2 separate regions of the Homo sapiens genome follow, and region 1 is linked to region 2. Evidence: chromatin loops called from intact Hi-C (ENCODE). Cell type or tissue: heart left ventricle. All regions are shown on one strand. Each heading gives the region's core, and the rest is flanking DNA. Links, peaks and the distances in the headings are about the cores only.

What was found. A loop is a pair of places that touch in the nucleus more often than their neighbours do. Peaks named below come from ENCODE experiments on the same cell type or tissue, not always from the same donor. Only the 100,000 strongest peaks of a DNase experiment are listed, where the experiment ranks them.
Region 1: it touches region 2 in a loop (5-fold over the local background); 4 of 110 quality-filtered maps call a loop at or near these places.

Annotation. Positions count from the first base shown.
Region 1 is chr4:186,146,449-186,154,787 of GRCh38, forward strand. It overlaps FAM149A (family with sequence similarity 149 member A), which reads left to right. Exons shown (of 14, transcript NM_001395294.1): 2 at 2,725-2,835; 3 at 3,118-3,256; 4 at 5,455-5,597; 5 at 7,197-7,322; 6 at 8,020-8,190. Among named protein-coding and RNA genes, the nearest start is that of FLJ38576, 41 kb to the right of the region's middle. RefSeq lists an enhancer at 2,272-3,471 and a silencer at 3,490-3,685. In heart left ventricle, for the core only: CTCF peaks have their summits at 3,686 and 3,889; a DNase peak (open chromatin) is centred at 3,713; H3K4me3 peaks cover 803 bases.
Region 2 is chr4:186,583,862-186,592,200 of GRCh38, forward strand. It overlaps FAT1 (FAT atypical cadherin 1), which reads right to left. Exons shown (of 27, transcript NM_005245.4): 27 at 3,933-5,359. The coding sequence ends at 4,731. Among named protein-coding and RNA genes, the nearest start is that of MTNR1A, 32 kb to the left of the region's middle. RefSeq lists enhancers at 1,039-1,208, 4,282-5,481. In heart left ventricle, for the core only: CTCF peaks have their summits at 3,748 (motif pointing left) and 3,948; DNase peaks (open chromatin) are centred at 3,740 and 4,892.

The DNA.
Region 1 (8,339 bases), core at 262-8,261, 440 kb before region 2:
GGATGTGGTGTGATGTGAAGAGAGATGAGTTCCTCCGTTTTGTAAATAATTTTCTCCTTAATTTGAAAAGAGCTTCCACCCTTTCCCCTGAAAAAGAGTGAATTTCCTAGAGGAATAAATTATTCATTGAAACAAACTCGCATGCGTCCCATTTTGAATTTGGCTTCAAAGTTGCACAAAAGCAGGAGGAGGAGCTAGAAGCAGGATAGACCGTCTTGAGCAGAGCAGATGCTCCGTTTGGCGGTGAAAACCATTTGGGGGAATATCAGCTGCCCAAAGAAGAGCTGTGACTTTTTAACGAGTAAAACGTTATCCAATAGTGTCTTGAATCTGGGGAATATTTTCATGTCAGGTCACGATGTAATCCTATGTTTCAGGCATAAACATTCAGAGTAATTCTGTAGTGAAAATGAGTTCCGCATTTGAGTTGCTAATTTCGTCTTCGCCGTTTGAGTCTTTCAACCGAGGGCATCTTTTGTGTGACGAGTGTTATTTCAGGTGCTTAGCTTAAAAGATGAATAAGGTGTCAAGGTCACAACAAAAAGTTAAAATGTGAAAAGATCTATATAATACAAAATGCTATGGGAGGTCCAAAGAAACAAGAACACAGCATCTTCGTAGAGTAGCAGGTGATGATGATAATAGCAGTGAGAGGACAGTGCGGTGGCTCATGCCTATAGTCCCAGCAGTTTTGGAGGCCAAGGCAGGAGGATCACTTGAGCCCAAGAGTTCAAGACCAGCTTGGGCAATATAGTGAGACCCCATCTCTACAAAACATTAAAAAGTTAGCCAAGCATGGTGGTAGACACCTGTAGTCCCAGCTACTAGAGAGGCTGAAGGTGGGAGGATAACTTGAGGCCTGGAGGTCGAGCTTACAGTGAGCTGTGATCCTGCCACTGCACTCTAGCCTGTGGAGCAAAGCAAGACCCTGTGTCAAGTAATAATAATAACATAACAATAATAATAGCAGTGAGCAGGTAAACCCGATTTATGTAGCACTGACTGACACTTCATATACTTTATCTACAGATGTGGACACTGAATTCAGGAGAGGAAAAGTTAACTTGCTTAAAGCCTCAGTGGCAGAGCAAATTTGAACCCCCCATTATTATTCTGTAGATATGTATCACAAAAGAACAATGTTTTAGCTAATTCATCATGCTGAGTTTTAAAATTATTTCTCAGTCATATATTAACTCCTATACCAGTATGTTTTTCTTAGTGTTCAAAACAAATCTATTTGATGTAACTTTTAGTTGTTATTTTATGTCATTAGTATTTGTATGTTTACCTAAAAAGTTACTGAGTCACATGTAAACAAGAAATAATTAATGGCTTGAAAGCAACTGAAGAGGGCTAAAGGTAAAGCAGTTTGTCAGCATAAAGCGTGTCCTTTATTCTTTTCTCTGGGGCCCTTTCTTTAACATCTTTATCCTCAGAGTTACCTGGTTGTCCGTAAGATACCTAAGCAACAAAGAGAATAAAAACAATCATATAATTCTATTATTCTCTCTTGCATGAGACGTATCTATGGAAGGTAGATGTTCTCGCCAATCTGTACATGGTAATTACTTTGTTTTAAAAATTCTCTTTGTTGGCTGGGTGTGGTGGCTCATGCCTGTAATCCCAGCACTTTGGGAGGCCGAAGCGGGTAGATCACTTGAGGTTAGGAGTTCGAGACCAGCCTGGCTAACATGGTGAAACCCTGTCTCTACTAAAAATACAAAAATTAGCTGGGCGTGGTGGCAGGCGCCTGTAATCCCAGCTACTCAGGAGGCTGAGGCAGGAGAATTACTTGAACCTAGGAGGTGGAGGTTGCAGTGAGCTGAGATCAATTAGGTAGCCTTATAATCGAAAGCAAAAGCAAACTTTTTAAAAATGCATTTTAGAGTGGTGTTCTAACTAGAAATATTGAAAGTTGAAGTTTTTCCTGATTCATGACCATATCTTATGTTAATATATGTTTTATTTGTAAGGGAAAATAAGATTTCTATTGAAGAACAGAAGTTGTTGATTATTAAACATCAGGAAGATATTTTGACTAGAGGAAGTAAATGTTTTAAGCGGTTCATTGAAAGGACATTTCAATGATTAACAGGAACTGTGCTACACCAGTTAGGCTTAATAGTTTATTTAACATCTAGATATTTCTTCTGTTTTAGTTCTTCATTAAATTTTAATATCTTCTAACTCTTGAAAACTCAGTATACCCACAAACAGCAATGCTAGATTAAAGCAAGTTAGGTGTCTGTGTGGCTTCTGAGTCTAAAGAATTTGATGTTTCTTAATTAATATGGGATTAATGATTTTTTTACTGGAGGAGTGGTTGGGTTTTGTAAGTAAGTCCCTTGTCCCTGGTCAAGGGACAACTGGGACCTGAAATCCCTGAAATACTGTGAACTGTTTGGGGCAACTTTTCCTTCTCTGGCTGAGTCACAAAAAGTTGATGTTGTCTTCAGTTCACATAAAGGTACATATAGGTTAATGGCAACCTTGATTTTAAGAAAAAGAAAAATGATGACATCCTAAGTCTCAGTTTCATCAGGATGGGGTGTGTGTGTGTGTGTGTGTGTGTGTGTGTGTGCGCTCATGCACAGGTGGGTTTGGAGGGATGTGGCAGAACGAGAGGAGCAACTTTGTATAAAAGAGAAATTTTAAAAGTCTTAATGAATAAAACTATATTATTACATTAGGGAGACTCGTCATGTTTTATTTTATTTCCAGAAGAGGACTGTCAGAAGGACGTAGAAGGCACGGTTTTACTGTGAGGAGCAAAGATTCTTTACCTACGCATTTTACAAGAAATGTGCAGAAAGCCATTGATAAATATACCTGGTAAGAATTCACCTTGCTTCAGATTACAAAATCACAAAATGCCCGTAACAAATGTGGGAAGGAAGTTAGTGACTGGCCATGAATTTCTAAAAGTAAGATGCAGTTTTATTTTTAACCTAGTGTAAACATCACACTGTAAAAATATTTCAAAATTAGTATACTGTGAAATTAATAAATATATTTAATGAAAGAAAGAGGAAGCAGGCTCAGAAAAGTGAAGCCACTTAGCCATCCAAGCCCTTCCAGCAAATGTGATTTCTTTGCTCATGTTCATTCCTGCAGCAAATCCTTGTCATCCTTTTCCTCCAGCGGAAGCCATACACCCACGGGAGCCCACACCTCTTGGTCTGGGTCGGCCACACAGAGCTCTACCACCGGCTCATCCACGGAGAGGGGCTCCGTTTATTCCTGGAGAGATGACGTATGTCTCAGAATATTTTGGATAATCTTGTAATTACAGTTTATAGTGAAGAGTTGCTTCCTTATATTCAAAATTATTTTTACCAATTATAAAAGCATGACCTATTGCATACATACATGTACATACATGTAAAAGCATGTACATGTTACATGTGAAAATAATAGATCACGAACCGTGGAGGAAAACAGAACTCCCTCGTGACCTTCTGGCCCCGTCTTAGCTGCCCGCAGTTTTCTTGTTTCCACCCTGCAGCCGGCTCTCCGGGTGTGTGCTCCTTGTGACTTCTTGGATGGTATCCATGGCCGGAAATTCAGGACTTGAATAAGAAAGAAATGCTGGAAAAGTAAAAGCTGTGGCAGCCACTGTGATTAGAGAACTCCCCGCCAGTATTCCCAGTCGGATATTTCACCTTCACCCCCTACCGCTGGGGGCGCTGTTGCCTCTGAACTGCTTTTGTCTGTGTGAGCCTGGGATTCTGGCTGGGCGAGCTCTGCCTCCACTGCTCCAGCTTGCTCAGGAGCTCACTGGCTCCAGTCTCCTCCCTCCCCCTCCCTCCAAGGGTCTCCGTGGATCCCAGGACACAGCCCTCCTTTTTAAGGCCCACCTGGCTGCAGCACCTTGGGTGTTCTGTTTTACCTCGTTTATGCTGGGTGTTTTGTTGTTGTTGTTGTTGTTTTTTGCTTGCTTGCTTTCTCTCTCTCTCTGTCTCTTTTTTTTTTTTTTTTTTTTTTTTGAGACGGAGTCTCGCTCTGTCGCCCAGGCTGGAGTGCAGGGGCGCGATCTCGGCTCACTGCAAGCTCCGCCTCCCGGGTTCACGCCATTCTCCTGCCTCAGCCTCCCGAGTAGCTGGGACCACAGGCGCCCACCACCACGCCCGGCTAATTTTTTGTATTTTTAATAGAGACGGGGTTTCACCGTGTTAGCCAGGATGGTCTCGATCTCCTGACCTCGTGATCCGCCCGTCTCGGCCTCCCAAAGTGCTGGGATTACAGGCGTGAGCCACCGCGTCCGGCCTTTTCTCTCTTTTTTTTTTTTAAGACAGAGTCTTGCTCTGTCACTCAAGCTGAGGTGCAGTGGTGCCATGTCGGCTCACTGCAACCTCCGCCTACCAGGTTCAAGCAATACTCCTGTCTCAGCCTCCCGAGTAGCTGGGATTACAAGTGTGCACCGCCATGCCCAGTTAATTTTTGTATTTTTAGTAGAGACGGTGTTTCACCATGTTGGCCAGGCTGGTTTCGAACTCCTGACGTTGTGATCCGCCTGCCTGGGCCTCCCATGGCATGAGCCACTGCGCCCAGCCTCTTTGCTTTCTTTAAAAGTGGTTCCCCACTCCCACTGCACATGGGAATCCGCTTCTGTCCGCAGCTGTGCAGCTGTGATTCTCAGGGGAGCCGGCAGGGCAGGTGCACCGAGGGGGTCTGAAAGGGACTCAGCTCAGCACTGCTAGGAGGACCTTTCACGCACGCAGCTCCCTTACTTAGGGGCAGCTGCCTCCTTCCTCTCCCTTACGCCCACTCACCACCATCCCTCAAGCCCGCCTTCCTTGGTAGAAGGCTGAGCACCACTGCTTTACTCTGTCCAAATTCTAGGATTCTTTTAGTACAACGTTTAATGGAATTACCAGGGAAATTCGTATAACTTCCATTAATACTCAGGCCTCACCCTAATAACCACACTTCTTAGGATAACTAAGGATTTTTTTTTCCAGTTCATTGATTTAAGGAGATTAATGGCCTTTTCTACAAAAGTAATTTTCTTTTCTGTGGTATCACCAGAAGAAAAAAAAATCTTGTATTTTGCAGGTGTGCTTAGGTGTGTCAGGCACAGCTCTGTGAGGAGCTGCCTGTGTTTGCAGACATACAGATGTGGACGTGTCTGTGTGTCTACGCTGATGTCTGTGGCAGTATGAACACGTCCATCTATACCTCTATCTATGCAAATTCTTGAGTCTCATAACTTCCGTGGCAGAAGTTTTCTCTATTTAACAGTAAAAGAATCCGAGGCTCAGAATGAGATGGCATTTCTCAGAAAGGTAACAGCTAGAGCACAGGTGTGTCTGACTGCAAAGCCACCATCTTTTTACCAAGTGATGCACCCTCCTACATAGTGGGTGACAGTAAATGTATAAGTAGCGTTGATCCAGAAGCCCGCAGTTCTGTAACTTGCAGTGTTGTAACCAAGTGTGCATTTCTGTTTAGGAATTTGACGAAGCCAGTTCACAGTCAGTGCAGCGGTTACTCTGGGAGGTGGAGGAAATGTTATTTGAAGGGAAAGTGAACCCTCAGACCCAGAGTCTGCTGGCCGAATGCGGGGAGTGGACAAGAAGATCCCTCCATTTGAGGTGGGACCTTGGTGGTGGAAGTTCTCTGGGGTGGGTTTTCCAAGCACCCACCCCTGACCTGCCTCGATACATTCAGTACATTTGGTGTGAAAGTGCCTGCCCAGTCAGAATATGGATGCAGAGCGCAGTCCTTCACTGAGAGATCACTTTCCTCTTACGGCGTCTGAGGAAATACTGAGACATTCCAGTACTCAAGCGCCTTTTAATTTGTGAGAAGCAAATTCAGGCCATCCTGAGAAGGGCATGACACATATACGAATGCAAGAATGGTGGAGGCCACCTCTTACCTTCACATTCACTGTGTGTGAGCAGCACATGTCTGTCTTCATCACAGAACACAGCGAGGGTGGGCAGAGATGATTTGCTGAACGGCTGGATAGATGGGTCTTCCCATCTCACCCATTCCTTATGTAGGGAGGAGCATGTGTTACTTTTCATATCAAAGATGGAGAATATGGATTGGGTATGAAGGCAAGCTTTTCTTTTCTTTTTGCTTTTTTTTTTTTTTTTTTTTTTTGAGATGGAGTCTTGCTCTGTCGCCCAGGCTGGAGTGCAGTGGCGCGATCTCAGCTCACTGCAATCTCAGCCTCCTTGGTTCACGCCATCCTCCTGCCTCAGCCTCCCGAGTAGCTGGGACTACAGGCACCTGCCACCACGCCCGGCTAATTTTTTTTATTTTTAGTAGAGACGGGGTTTCACCGTGTTAGCCAGGATGGTCTTGATCTCCTGAACTCGTGATCCGCCCGCCTCAGCCTCCCAAAGTGCTGGGATTACAGGCATGAGCCACCGCGCCCGGCCAAAGGCAAGCTTATCTTTCAGTCACTCAGCCAACGTACTGGGGGACAGTTTATCAAAGTTACCTGAGTTCCTGTGGATTCTGTCTGGGGAGAATGAATCAGAACACTCATGTAAATGTGGCTGGATTTCCTGGTTACATTCACTAGGTAACTTTTACAGAAATCTTGACCAACTAGGGTTGTTTTTTTTTTTCTTTTCAACCCTTAATAAGCCACCTGCCCTAAAGAGTATGATATGTCCACTAGATACTAGTTGTGGATACTCACTTTTCTGGGGATGATCACTCACCAGAAATTCGGGAGCTCACACTTATTCTTGTCACTGCTGTCTTACATCATTGATAGAAATGGAGGGAAGGTGGGAAAAGATTGTCAGGTACATAAGCCAAGTGTGCATATTTATATATTTGTATTCTTGTTATGTTTGTGTTTAACTGTGTATTAGTTAATATGTATGGAGGGCTTCTTTGTGCCCAGTGTTGCCTTAGACACCTGAGTCTGTCATATATGATCTCTAAGCCATTCATCAGCCCTGCAAGGTAACCATTATTATCCTGTTTTGCAAATGAAAGACAAACAAATGAAATTAGCCTGAGAACCTTGCCTGAGACTGAGTCAGTGGAAGAACAGTCTGGCCTAAACTCTCAAAGTCACACTTCTGTGATGCGTGATGCTTCCCACGTTCCCATACACATCTTATCATACACATGCCTTCAAAATCATTGTCTCCTACTTTTAAAATCTCCAAACATTTTCCCTTTGTCTGATCAAAAATGTCAGTAGCTTCTCTTTGACCTCGCAGAGTATTAGGAAGACAGCTGATCCTGCCCACTGACAAAGGCGTCCAGCATTTCCAGGGCAGCACTCCTGCCTCCGCAGTCCACAGACCCCCGCTCAGTGCCTGCGGACACAGCAGCAACATCAGAGAGTATGTTCAGATAAGTGACTCTCAAAAAGTATTGTTAGCTGTATTTTAGTTATACTTTTTCATGTTTATCTCATCTATAAGCCTTGGCTCCACCCATTTTGGAAATTTAGATTCTGATGAAGGGCAGGTACAGAGAACAATTTTTATAAGAAGCTTTTGATTCTGAATTGATGATAGGTGTATATGTGTGTATATAGAGAGATGTGTAATATATATATGGAACACACATGCACACACATGGTAGTTACCTTCCATGTTTGTTCCAAAGGCGCTGTGAAAGGTGGACTGGGTGCAGGATGGAAACCGCCTCACTGTGATGGATTATAAGCCTCCAGGCGGTGGCAGCAGGAGAAATGAAGCTCTGTCCTGTCGTTTCTGTTCACTAGCAGATTTTGATGACTCTATGCCATTCACACATATTTGGTGTGCCGTGACACAATGCAGTCCTTTCACTGCAACCAAAGAGGGTACAAACTCATAGAATAATTTAGGCTTTTAAGAAGCCCTTAAAATGTTTAATGATGCCTGTATTAAAGTGTTTTTAAGGACGTGAGTTTTGTCCAATGTAATATTCAACCGTTTTGGGAGGGGGGGATTCTGTACTTTACAGATAATTGAAAGATCCGCCATGATCGTTTAAGCATTGCGTTCTTGGTGTTCTATAAACTCCCATGTAGAATCTGTTTTTTTCCCATAGGTTGTGCATTTCTGGCTCTCAAATAGTCCCAGCAGCACTCTCAGCCTCTGCCCTGCCAGGCCCTGATGACACAGGGGTTGCTGACCTAACGGCACGTTCATCCCTGGAAGAAGAGGTTTACCATGTGGATGGAAAGATTGAGGAGTATTTCGCTTTTGACAGAAAAGAGGAGTAAATAGAATCTTATTTGACATTGACCTCATAAAATAATATTAATTTATTTGACATTTATTGTTATCGTATGCTCATTAAGTGTTTTGTGTATTTTTTACTCACCCAAAAGATTTCTGTTCTTTTGAGAGTAATGTACTCCCCAGAGC
Region 2 (8,339 bases), core at 286-8,285:
TCCTGAGTGAGCACCTGACCAAATCACATGAGCCTTTAAAAAGGGATCAGGCCGTTCCTGAGATCAGGAAGCAGGTGAAGATGTAGCTACATGTGAGAGGGCTAAGGAGCTAGGACCTGACTCAAGAGAAGCTGTCAAGAAAGTGGGGACGGGCTGGGCGCGGTGGCTCACGCCTGTAATCCCAGCACTTTGGGAGGCTGAGGCAGGTGGATTATCTGAGGTCAGGAGGTCAATACCAGCCTGAGCAACATGGTGAAACCTCATCTCTACTAAAAATACAAAAATTAGCTGGGTACGGTGGCGCGTGCCTGTAATCCCAGGTACTTGGGAGGCTGAGGCAGGAGAACGGCTTGAACCTGGGAGGCAGAGGTTGCAGTGAGCCAAGATTGTGCCATTGCACTCCAGCCTGGGCGACAGAGCCAGACTCCATGTCAAAAAAAAAAAAAAAAAAAAAAAGTGGGGACAGCCAGCAAGAAACAGGGAACCTCTGTCCTACAGTTAGCAAGTACAGTTAGCAAGAAAATGAGACCAGTTCTACAAGTGCAAGGGACTGAATTCTACCAAGAGCCTCGTGAGCTCCCCAGCCTCAGATGAAACCACAGCCTAGCTGACAGCTTGATTCCAGCCTGTGAGAAGCTGAGCAGAAAACCTGGCCATGCCATGCCCGGGGGTTTTGATCTATGCAATGAGAAGTAATAAATGGGGGTAATTTTAAGCCACTAAATGTACGGCCATGTGCTGTGGAGCAACAGAACACTGATACCCCAATGTTCTTCCAAACACTGGAAACCGGTGGTGTGAGCACATTCCGGACTTCCAGGTTCAGATGGCGGAGGGCTACATTCTGCCCCTTCTTCTCCTGAAAATCAATCAAACAATAACTGTTTAAGTAAATAAAACATTATTTTAAAAAAGGAAAATGAATCTGAAACAGGAAATGGGGGAAAAAGTTAAAAAGCAATTCCATTTTCAATGCTTTTAAGAGGCGTTGTTAACTGTAAACCACGCTACAGCAGATGCAAGGATCGGGCAGCAGAGCCTGGAGGCCATGGGAACAGGCCCCTTTGTCACACATGGAAGGTAATGAAGAATGGGGTGAGTGGCAGGGATGCTGTCTGAACGGTGTTCAAGCTGTTAGAATGCAGATTCTCAGCTCTATCCTGAGCCGCCTCGATGATGAAATAGACAAAGAGAAAGAAGCAGGAATGTTCTCGTAACCCAGAACTAGAGGACTAAGGGAATGACAAATCTCCAGTCCCCTTATCTGGCCAATTTCAAAATAAGAGCAATGATATTTCCCAGGCTGGAAACAGAAGGTCCTTCCTCGGGAGAAACTGAAACTCTTCAAAGATAAGACAAAGAAACGGACAAAGCAAGCTGGCCCACAATGTCACAGAGAAGTCCAGGAGCTAAGGAGCACAGTCATGGCTTTCTGTCAGCTTGGGTGCCTCATTAGGCTCAAGTCAAGCAAGAGGAAAGCCTGCAAGGTGAAAGGGGAGCAAGCCCTCCTGAAAGGAATATTTAAAAGCCGTCCAGGGGAAAACCAGGCAAAATGGAAGGACTTATTCTAAAATACATTTAGCAAAAATGAGATACTAGGGAGCTTCGAAACAGGAACAAATGCCTGTGTAATATAGAAAAGGGACAGTCAGGACCAGACCAGTCTCTTAAACATTAAAAATGACAGCAGAAATAAAACTGGTAACAGAAGGAACAGAAGATAAAAGTGGAATGAATCCCAGAAGGGGAATAAGACAAAGATGGACAATAGGAGTTCAATCAAAAAATGAGAGAATTTAGCAAGTCAAGCAACCTATAGTTATGAGTCTTGACAAGAGAACTGAGATCACCTCCTTTGAGAATTAAACGAAGAACTGAGAAAGCAGAAGGGAAGAAATGATCAAAGAAATAACACAAGAACAGTCCCCACAACGTGGATTTTCATTAAAAACGGAGTAGCAATCCCTGGAAAAGGCCCACGCCAAGACACAGCAGCAGGAAATCTCACAATGTTGTAGAGAAGTAGCATGTCCCCAGAAGAATATCCCCAAAGATTTGTGAGAGTCATATTAGGCCACGAATAATGAACTGGGACTAGGAACAACACTGGACTTTTCAATGTTAACATTTGAAGCTGGAAGACAGTGGGTTCCATGACTTCAAGATTCTGAATGTAATTTACCTCCAAACCAGAAACCTACACCCAATCTATCAAGAGTAGAATAAAGACACTTTCAGAAACACAGTCACAAAAAATTACTTCCCATGCAACTCTTTCTCAGACAATAACAGGATATGCTCTATCAAAACAAGAGTTAGGCCAAGAGAAAATTACAGAGTCCATGGTAAGGAGAATATTCCGGAACAACAACTATAGATGCCGAAGAGAACAAAAAAATGGAGTCTGGGCCACCAAGCCGAGGGGTTCCCTGAGGAGAATGTCCAAGGGAAAAAAAGGAGCGGACAGACTTCCTGCTGTGACCATGTACATGACAGGCTGCACTTGTGTTTTTCTTGGGCGTTCTCACACTCCTCCCTTTACAGTAGCAGCTAATCTGTCTGCCTGGAACAGTTCTCAGAGAAACCACGTGGTATTCTTCCTCATCAACTTCAAGGTTGGACTCAAATGCCGCTTGCCACTGAGGCCTCCTGTCTTCTCAGAATGTCCCTTCCCATCACAACCCCTTCCCCGTCCCTTCCCATCACAATCTCACACATTCCTTCCTCAATCACAGTCTCTCTCCTCAGCACTCACTACTATAAACACTACCATGTATCTCCTGATCATCTCCTCCTACCACCTGTCCCCACCAAATGTAAATTCCAAGATGACGGAGGACTTTTGTCTGTCTGTTCAGGCAAAATAATATAGTATTATTGAGGGAAAATGTTTTCTGAATACATGAATAGTCACAAGTTTAAAAAATGAGTAAAATAAAAAGACAATTGTTAAAAAAAGAAAGTTGCTAAGTAAATGAAAATAAACATCATATACTGCTTGGCACAGCAGTGAATACTTACATAATCAAAATAATGGAAACGCTGTATATGGATTAATCCAAAAATTATAACTAATGGTAGGAAAACAAGATCAGTGGAGGTCTATTAGGTTACATGGTCTTCCTCCAACATCATAGGGAGTCAACAGGCAATTTCTAAATTTAGTGACTCAAGAAAGAATAATATATACATTTGAAAATATGAAAGGAAGAATGAGAAAAACAGCTTAAGGAGTTGTAACTGGGTACAGCAGGTTGCATGGGACTGCTGTTTTATTATATATATTTTAGCTCTCTTTGATGTTTTTAAACTATGTATTTATATTATTTGATAAAAAGGCATTTACTTAAAGGGAAAACATGTTTCTCCAAAGTTCTAAGAAAGCTTAATTGTTTGTCATTCATATCATAGTGGCATATAGTAAGTACTCAATAAATGTGTTGGAAGTAGGGATGGATTTTGACTGTATAAAAATATATAAAAAATAGCTTCTGGATCTCACATTAAATCATACAGTACTGTGTAAGTTGACAACAGAAAGGTATAATGCTTCACAGAGACTGTTTTTGATATAAAACATTGACAAAGGTGAAAAACATGTAAGCATTAAAATTACAACCAATAAATTCATACTAATTAAAAATGTATAAAATTTTCTTGGTTTTGTTTAAAAATATTAAAAAGTTATGCTTTTTACTTTTGTGGCTATAGTTTTGAGCCGTATCAAGTAGCTATATACTGCCACCTGGTGGCTGGCTCCGCTTGGACAGCAGGGCTTTTGGTCAGGGTAGAGAGGATTTTCACATTTACGCCTTGTCCACTAAAAGCAAATACATCAATATCCACCCTTCCATTCATCCATTCTTCTATCTCAGCCACTGAATCCTGAACAGGAGTATCAATGGGAAGGAAAAAGAGGCATAAAGCTCAAGTATTTTATTAATAATTTATTGTCAGTAAGAAAGACTGGCTAATGGTAGTTTTCATTAAAAACCTTTACAAGACCATTGCATCACAAATATACAGACACTATAAAAACTGTGTCATGGTGGTTTTGGTTCTAAACAGGTATGCAGAAGGTCCCCGTTACACTTTCCAATAATGAAAAATGTTTATAATTCTAAATACAGCAACCCATGTAAGACATGTTCATGTATCTGATCTCTCCTTCATCCTATGTACAGCTAGAAATGAATGACTACACTGAAATGTACTAACAAAATGTCACACTTCAGTGGAAAAAGACAGAATGAAACCCTGGTTATAGTAAAAAAAAAAAAATCAGGGTGCTAGATAATGGCACTGACACCACCAAAATTCAGTTGAAACAAATGCACAAAATATCTTGGAAATCTAGTTAAAACTATGAAAAATCAAATCTGTACATAAAATTTACAAAAAAAAGAGACAGGAAAATTAAAATAATCAAATCTATATAAATACATGAATCATGCTGACAACACAGGACTGATTTTTCGTTTGATTATTTTAACACAGACAGATGTAAATCCCAAAAGACGTTGGGAAATGGCACAGCCGATGAAAACCTCACGATGACAGTAGTTGGGACACTGGAAATGGCTAGCACGTCCAGAGGCGCAGGATCCAGCGCAGCCATGCCCATTCGGCTCACCAAAAAAAGCTTGGAAGCACTGCTGCAAAGAACAGCGCGGATTACTCACATCACCTCTAGGTTCACTAAAGTCAGGCACTTTGGGGGGAGTTGAGAGTCAGACTTCCGTGTGCTGCTGGGAATCCAGGGGCGGGATCGTCACCTCTTCGAAGTGGCCGTCGTCCCCGCTCTCATAGTCACTCATCATGACCTCGGACTCCACTTCGCAGCAGGCTGACACGTCAGAGCAGGAGGCGGTGGAGGCGTACACAGACATGGGCATGCTCTCGACAGCGGGCGCCTCGAAGTGTCTTTGATACCCTGGCGGGTAAGGGGCATGGGGTTCTCTACAAGTACTATTCTCACCAGTGCCTTTTGTTTGAGGTTCAGACATATCGAGGGGATAAAAATTGGGCAAATACTGATTCAAGTTGAACCTCTGCCGGTTTCTTGATGAAGAACCCAAGCTACCCGCGGCAGGCATGTCTCTAGGAGGGTGGATGGATTCAAACTGATTGCTGAATTCGGGCGGTAACGGTGGTAGCTCATCAGCTGCGGGGAAGTCTTCTGGGGGTGGAGGAAAATCACTTTCGATGTCGTAGCCTCCAGGGTAATAGTCCGTATCGATGGCGTTTGGATCTGCTGAGTACAGGGGTGTCTGCTCATCAATCACCTCATAGTTGGGGAACTCTTGTATGTCCGGCAGAGGAACGCTTGGCATCCAATCTGATGTATCCCAGTGATACCCTTGGTGGAAAAGAAAACAGATGTCAGTGTGTTTTCTCCTAAGCTTTTGTGCCATGGAAAGAGAGCTCAGTGTATCAAAGACACAAAGATGCAACCGCATTTATGCCTTCATTCAAAGTTCACCACTGGAAATTCCTCGTCTTTGCTTTGAAGACATCCCCCAACCCACTCCAGTTTAAAGACCCCTATGAACTAGGCTCTAGTTCTAAAATGTGGACTTACAGTTTTATGTACGCAACTAACATTCAAGGAAACAAAAGGAGTCCTAAGAGAAATGGGATGCTAGCATCTAAATTATATACATTTTTCTACAAATGATTCTAACCATCCTTCTGGCTTTTCTTCTGTAGAACCCACTGCTCTGTAGGAAGAAGAGTACTGATCCAGTCTCAGGACATTAGTGAAATATCCAGTGTCACTTGATCTGCACTACTTCTCATTAAAAAAATACTGATTAATGCAACTTAAAAAAATTTTGCATTTCTATTTTTTATAGAGACAGGGTCTCACTATGTTGCCCAGGCTGGTCTTAAACTCCTGGCCACAAACAATCTTGCCAATTCAGCTTCCCGAAGTGCTGGGATTACAGGTGTGAGCCATCAGGCCCAGCCAATGCAACTTTTTAAAGTAATAAAAGTAACCTTTAACATGCTAAAGTTTAGAAAATAAGCTTCCTTCATAATAATGTAGCAAGTTTAATATTAAAATTACTATTTTTCATTAACCCTCAGACAACAAATTAACTTAATATAGGTATGTATCAAAGCATGCCAATTCAAGCAAAATACAATTGAACAAGCGTTGCAAGATTATAACACAGCCTCTGATACACTGTAACAATCAATCTGTGTTACTTCCAAAAGGACTGTGATCCTTTTAGACTATATAAAGCACCACTATTTTAAAAAAAAACTTCCAATTTTGGAATAGTTTTTTTTTTTTCCTCCTTAGGATTTAAAAAATCCTTGGAGAGGCGGGAGAAGGTTAGGCAATCCGTGCTTCAAATGCAATGCGCACACACATGCAGCCGTGTACTTAGTTACTGCTGCAAACACTGGGCGACCCAGCGTAGTCAGTCAGCACTGGGGCAAGGCTTGACCCATTGTTTTTAGTGAGTATCAATGAATAACTGGCATGCATAAGTCACCTCTTGGTTTGCTGAGGTCAGGAGCAGCCAAAGATTCTTTTGGTGGCAGAGTAGAAAAAAAAGAAAACATTTGTAATTAAAACAGTCGGCTGAAAAGGCAATAAAGGTAAGTACACAGAACAATGAAAACTGCTTACAGAGGCCCAATCAGCCATACAGCATGTCCTTACGCCAGTATCTATGACAATTCCAAATGGCTGAGAAATGTATGTACCACAAATAAAATGGAATATGGAAGTGGAGGAAAGTGACTGCGGAATGAGGAACCAGAAATTTGGCCAGAAAACTCAAATATTACTTTCTTTTCCTTGTTTCTGACAATCACAGCCTGAAAACACAGAATTTCCTTAGGAATAATGAAAACAAAACAAACAGGCTCTAATAAAATATAAACTGATCAGATTACATAGGTGATAATCCAAATACATCTACAGCTACATAATGCACACACTTTATAGCACACTGCAACTTCAAAGGACATTAAATTCAGAGGAATTCATAGGCAAACTTAGATACTTAAAGACAGATGTACAAGCTGAAGATCTCTCCAAACTGTATGTATTTTGAATATGCTTTAATATTGACACTGTGAGCCATTCCCTAAAGAGACCACGGCTACACTTACCCCATGTCTGTAATTACACTTGCCCTGCCAGGGCCCCGCATCTATACACAGAAGCCCAGCAGGAAGTGTAACCAAACGCATGTAAATCCCACTATCAGTTAGGGCCATGAGACGCCTGCCCAGGCCCTGGCTAACCTTCAGGTTCTCTCTTTGAAATGGGGTGAAAATCCGTTAGAGTTGTTATGAGGATTAAACAGGATCATGCAGGTTAAGCACTGTTAGAAACTATCAATAACTGTGAAAGTAGACATCACAGCAGAAAAACGGTCACATCCGTGATTTTTTAAACAAGGCTTTCTATGCATTCAACAGTGTTATAATTTGGGACAAATATTTGATTGATAGTTCACTTCTAGAAATTTCAGTAATTTTAAAAGACTGTGGTGTCTCTAAAACATGAATACGCCGGCATTTAGGTAACATGTATCTACAGAATCATTTTTAAGTCTAGTAACAAAAGCAGCAATTCCTTTAAACAAAAAAAGATCAACAACTTTTGTTACGTAGGCACTAGTAATAGCTTTCAACTTTAAATTCCATGTGCACTTCTTGGATATGCCAAAAAATATTTGTCAATGAAGGAGACTGCAATGAAGGAACTGTTGAAATTCTGCTTCTATAAGCTTCAATAATATTTAAAATGCTGAAGGTCATCAGTTTAACACTAAAACTTCACTAGACAAAATACAGGTATGTTTCTGATTTGCCCAGTGAAAACATGGTACTTCTTAGGAAAAGAAGTGTAGGCGTCATCAGTAACTATAACCATGAACACTGGAGTATCTAAGCCTCTTCTGCCTGATAGCAAATGGGGCCCAGAGCTATCCTCCCTCCTCCTGAACCTTGACAGCATCATGTCCTAGCATAAAGGATCCCCCGAACTCTATGATGACGTCTGTGTACTCGATGGCCTCTGTAAGCAGTTCTCGAGTGGGATCTCTAGACCGGCACCATCAGAGCTACCTGGGAACTGGTGAAAAATGCAAATTCTAAAGTCCCAACCCAGACCTGTTGGATCAGAAATGCTGGTGCTGAGAACCAGCAATTGGGCTTTTAACAGCCCTCCAGATGATCTGATTCACATTACAGTTTGAAAAGTACTAGCCTGTGTCTTCCCCATGTGATGAATTTCAGTGCACTAATAAAGGGCTATTTTAATTTAAAATAATTTGGGGAAGGTGCTCAATGTCCTTTCTTACAACTCTGAG